Regions from separate parts of the Mus musculus genome. Here region 1 is linked to region 2. The links are chromatin contacts, found by Hi-C or POLR2A ChIA-PET in ENCODE. All regions are on one chromosome and are shown on one strand. Each heading gives the region's core, a stretch centred on a gene start or an enhancer-like site at or near the end of the contact. The rest is flanking DNA. Distances are from core to core; before and after follow the strand shown. Region 1 holds the start of Engase (endo-beta-N-acetylglucosaminidase). Region 2 holds the start of Cant1 (calcium activated nucleotidase 1).

Evidence for each region. Hi-C counts contacts between places; a loop is a spot of excess contacts on that map. ChIA-PET counts read pairs that join two places held with the same protein, here RNA polymerase II (POLR2A).
Region 1: a loop to region 2 is called in a map of T-helper 2 cell, with 2.1 times the contacts of the local background. The contact joins the promoter of Engase here to the promoter of Cant1 in region 2. A Hi-C loop is called at or near these places in 2 of 37 maps with a recorded cell type or tissue (T-helper 2 cell and mouse trophoblast stem cell). POLR2A ChIA-PET finds 5 or more read pairs at or near these places in 3 of 5 experiments (Patski and embryonic stem cell).

Annotation. Positions count from the first base shown.
Region 1 is chr11:118,475,454-118,478,153 of GRCm38, reverse strand. It overlaps Engase (endo-beta-N-acetylglucosaminidase), which reads right to left and starts at 1,322. Exons shown (of 14, transcript NM_172573.3): 1 at 1,050-1,322. The coding sequence starts at 1,168.
Region 2 is chr11:118,417,752-118,420,451 of GRCm38, reverse strand. It overlaps Cant1 (calcium activated nucleotidase 1), which reads left to right and starts at 1,334. Exons shown (of 5, transcript NM_001025617.2): 1 at 1,334-1,522.

The sequences.
Region 1 (2,700 bases), core at 73-2,572, 58 kb before region 2:
TGACTTGAGCTCCCTCCTCAGGTTCTGCCATCAATCACACTGTCCCTCTGTAAGTAAACTGAGGAGCCTTTGGAACTGCGGGGATGGCCAGACAGTAGCAGGCTAAAATGGAGACGTCATCTTTTTCTTGTGGTGCTAGGGGCTCAAACCCAGAACTTCCTACATCCTAGGCAAGTGCTCTGCCATGAATCTCTCTCAAGACCTTCCATTTTAATTTTTGCGATGTGGCCTCACTACACCAGGTTGGGGCCTCAAACTTGTGATCCTCTTGCCTCACCCCATCAAGGAGTTGGAATTAAAGGCCTGTGTCATCAGGCCATGCAAAACACCCGCCTTTGAAATCTCACCACCAAATACTCCTCTTCCAGATGGCGCCCCCCTGGCTGACTCCTTTATCCTTCAGCTGCACCCAAAGGAACTCAAAGTCATCCCGTCTGCCCATGCCCACCTGTCACCTGAATGTCCCTCCAGTAAGAAGGAAAAGGACCTCTTAGGATGGCTTCTACCCACAAATACCTTTCCCGTCGGTCAGCAACCATCCTAAAGTCTGAATAGCCCATCTGTCTCACTGCTGTGGGTTTAAAAACGAAGCAGGACACATCAAGTTTGTGCTGATACCTTTCCCAGTGTCCCACCGACCACGGGGTTACAACCCTGGACCAGGGGGGTATGTCTGTCCACTTCTTTGCCTTTGTGCCTTTGCTCATTCTGATCCACCTAGTACAGTCCTCGTCCCTAAAGATTCAGTTCAAATATTACACGAACAGAAAGCCATCCATGTTCGGGATTGCCTAATCTATAGGGCCAAAGGAAGGTGCAGTAGCCTTGGCGCCAGACTGCCAGAACGAGATCCCGATGGGCTGGGACAGGGTCCGTCATAGGTTAGGAACAAGGGAGCTGCTAACTTGCTCGGGTGGCCCGTCTGCGACCGGGGATAGAAGGATGGAGGGACGTAGGTTTGTCCGCAAGCGACAGACAGTGTCGCGCTGCACGACAGGCAGCATGGCCACCCCAAGCCCAGACCTGGAGCTCAGCCCAGCCGTGCGCACCTCCGCCCCTGCCTCCGCCGCCCCGGCCTCCGCTCCGTCTGGTCCCGCGCCTGCTTCTCCGGGGCCGCGGGGCTCCGCTGCCTTGCAGCTCCCCGGGTCAGCACCGACGAGGTCTCCATGACTGTCAGCGACTGCCGACCGCTAAGCCCTCCAGACACTGCTCCAACAGCCAATCGCAAGCCTGGGCCTGCCCCTGCCGCAGCTCTCAGCCAATGGTGAGTGTGCAGCGCCGCGGTTGGCTCGCACCGAGTTCCGGCTAGGATCTGTCCACGTTCTGCAAGCGGCGGGTGTAGAGCCTGAGTTAAATAACCGGAGAGACGGGGCGGGACCTGATGGGCGGGGTCTAGGAGAAAGGCGGGGCTGCGTGGATCCTGAGCCCAAGGTTCTGAGACCCAAAAAAGTGTTATTTAGAGTTAGCCACGAAGTTTTCTTTCCAGACGAATGAAACAATCTGCCAGCGACAACCAAGTCGGTACACGTTAGCAATGAGCCCTGGAACTGGGCCACAGAGACTGGTGGCCTAGCTTCCCTGGGTCCCTGGCTCCTTGGATCCCTGGATTCCTGGATGGGATCTAATATTACAGGCACCTGTAATATTCTGCTTTTTTTAAGAAATTAAAATATAATTACATGTTTCCCTTCCCTTTCCTCCCTCCAATAGTTCCTGTGTACCTCATCCAATCTCTCTCAAATTCATGATTTTTACTTCTTTAATGTTTGTCATCTACGTGTGTGTATATATAAACACAACCTGTTCGGTCCCTTTAATGTTACTTGTATGCAAATGTTTTCAGGGCTGACCGTTTGGAATTGGATAACCAACACAGGCTGACGATTGTCTTTTCTTACTAATGAACAAAAGAAAGAGGTGTTATAACCAGCTTGAGGCAGGGCTCCATGGGATGCTATAGCCAGGTACGATGGGAAACCTAGGAGTAAAGGCAGGTGGAGAGATGGGGGCAGTGCTGCTGACCTGGAGGGACTGTTTCCATCTGTCCTGTAGGGTGGTCAGCATGGTGAGCATGGATAGTTTTCCCCTGAATGCATTCTTCTTACTCTTAAGCCTGTGTTCTGCAGGAAATAAATCCTCTCAAGTATTCAGGGTCCAGGAAGCTGCATCTGCCAGAGGGCACCTCCCACAGTACCTGGGCACAGAAGAGATTCACAGTAACCTTGATGGTCCTGTGTTCAGAGCGGTGAGCAGAAATGCCAGAAGACGAGGAAATGGCTTCTCCTCCCTGAGCCCAATACCCCTCTGCAGCTTGCAGCTTCTGGCCCCACAGCAGCTTGCCCAAGCCAAGTTCTCTGGGCCTCTTTATTACTGTTTACAGGCTTTGAGCTTTATGAGGCCCCAAGCATCCATAAACGCCAAGGGTGGGGATGGTGACTAAGGTGGTTGAATATAGGCCCTGGTTACATTGCCTGTTGGCCAGTCGGCCAGGGAAGGGACGCTGGGGAGCAGGACACTCTGATCTGTGGGACACAGTTGGCAGGACACCTCTTCCCACTGACCCAGGGTGGGGAGGGAAGCTCTGTGTGGGGCTGCGACAGAGAGAAGGTAGCAGGTCACAAGCCCAAACACAGTCATCTACTATAACGCCTTGTGGAGCAAACACAACTATCTTGAAAGCTGTGTAGATCGTCCCTCCAC
Region 2 (2,700 bases), core at 85-2,584:
TTGCAATCCTGGTGCAAGGGGTACTAGAGCTTCCTGGGACTCACTGGGGCTCAGTGGCCAGCCAGGCTAGCCTACTCAGCCAGTTCCAGGCCATCCAGAAACCGAGGTTGTCCTCTGGCCTCTAGGGGAACGCAAGTGCACCTGTGAATATATAAACCCACACAGATGCGTGTTCTCTCTCTCTCTCTCTCTCTCTCTCTCTCTCTCTCTCTCTCTCTCTCTCTCTGTGTGTGTGTGTATGTGTGTGTGTGTGTGTGCGCGCGCGCGCGCGCGCGCCCCTGGAACACCGACTCTGCCATCTCTCATAAAGGTTAAGCTGGGCAGAACTGAGCAATGTATTATTTAGAGTTGCACAGCTATGTGTTGTCTGCAAAGGAAGGCTTGAGAAAGATGAGCACAGTATTCGGGACCATGCCTCCCGTTGCAGGTGTAAGGAGAGGAGCTGGGAATTGGAAGGAATACCTAGAGTGCTTTAAAAATCCTACGAGCAATCTGCTATTCCGAGTGGAGAAGCTGTAACAAATAGAAGGTGGCTGATTGGGACTTGGTTTGGTCTGACACGAACATCAGAGAATTCAAGAAAGATGGCCTGCCAACCCAAGCACAGAAGAGGGAACCCAGCACATTTCTATTTTTCACATGTAATTTAGTATATATTCTAACGTTAGTTAGTGTATGTCCCAGAGGACAAAAAGGGGTGGAAGAAAGGGTTGTTTTTCACCGTGTTGGGTTACATATTTTGAATTCGTCCCAACTGTGCATCGGTTACTTCCCAGAAGGCTTTTGGGAGACTCAGGGATGAGGCTGAAGTCAGGAGGCAGGGCTGACTCTCTCCATGGTTGATGAGGGCCTCTTAAAGTCCTTACATGCCACCACTGTCTAGGACTGAGCCGGTATCACACAGCACAGAGCTCAGGGCAAGGCAGGCTGGGAAAAGATGAACCGGGGTCCTCCGTTTGTAAGGGCTATTGACTACAGTCGGCGGCGGGAACACACCACCATCCTCTGGTCCTGCTGTGGAATCTGGTCAGCATTGGCTATGACCAGCTGGAACTGCTCAGAAGAGGGTCTGAGGACTAGGGCGGCAGAGAGGAGTCCTAACTTCTAAACTTCCTGAGACGAAGGTCGGGGGGACCAGGCAAAGAACCCTGAAGCTTAACTGGGGAACGACAGACAACTCCTTTGCTGGATTTCCGCGCCTCAATTACAAGCTCAAGCGAAAAACTACGATTCCCAGCAGCCCGGCGCTCAGTGCGCAGGCGCAGAGCAGAGACTGGGTGGGCGAGTAGAGGAAGACACATAGAGCAAAGGCTGCCGGGAAGACGTGGCTGTAGGCAACCGAGAGTGCGGCGCAGGAAGACACTTAGAGCAGAGGCTGCCGGGAGCGCGCGGCCAGAGTGAGGCGCAGGCGCAGAACAGAGACTGCCGGGAGCGCGCGGCGGGGCGGAAGTGGCCGCCTGCCCTGTCCGGCCCTACGCAGGTAGGCGGCAGCCCGCAGGCTCCGGAGCCAGGCCCTCAGTGGGTGAGTGACGGTGCGCCCGCGGCCGGGTGCCCTCCCTCGCTGTGTTCTGGGGCCTGTTGCCACCCGCATCCGTCCGGCCCGGCCCCAGGCACCTCAAACTCCCCCCCGCAGCTAGGCTGTGACGGGTGCCGGACAGACAGACGTCTTTCCCCCTCTGGCTTGTGTGGGAGACCTCCCCTTTCTGATGAGGGTGCCGTGCTGAAGTAGTGCGAAACTTCTTCCTCTTCTGACTAGCATGCTTCAAATGCCCCTAGCGACAGTACCTTCCCTCCCTCCCTGCCTGGCCTGGGCACGGGCTCTCCAGTTTGGCACTTGATCACCTCTCTAACAGACCCACCTACGCACCCCATCCTCACCTGTAACCGCCCACTTCCTTGCTCCTGTCCTGGCTCTTCTTGCTGTCATCTAAGATTGGACCTTCCCCCTAGGCAGCATAGTGCACTATCCTTTTTTACTACCCGACTACCGACACCCCCTGCTTCTTCTGCACACCCCCTAGTCCCTTTCTGCACATACAACCCTAATCTCGGCTAGACTCTCCCAGCCTCGAAGTCGGGCATCACCTGGTCCATCCTTACAGAGCTTCCTGCCCCTAGCACCTGTGACATTCATACGCCTCCAGTAAACCCAAGCACCTTTCTGCAGTCACTCGGGAGTGCCTCAGTAACCAGCTTCATTTCCCAGTTCCATCTCAGGTCTATATACTGGACAAAGCTTAGACCTGGGAACCTGGTCTCACGGTGTCAGTGGGGCCTGACTGACTAGATCTTACAAGCTCCCAAGACTGTCCTGCATGTACTGCAGACCCTGCCTTGGGAACTCCTTCTCCCTGCCCCTCTGGGGCTTGTCTGAGGACCATCCTTCTGGACTGGGCTACAGGCCCTCCTTTGAGCTGCTCCCTAGACCTCGGCCTAGCAGTCTTGCTGGAACCCGTGAGCACAGCCTACTTCCTTCTGGATAAGACAAGGGATCTCTGTCACATAGAGCCCAGAGCGTCTTTGCTTGGCTAGAGACAGAATTCTGTGTGCTTTCTTGCTTTCTTTGTTCCATTTGACCTGTTATAAAAAAGTAAATGCTTCTTGCAACTGAATGGACCATGTACTGTGACCATATTGTCCCTCAGTCCCCTTTACCACGTAATATGCACCAGTGTGTCCAGGAATGCATGACATCCTCTG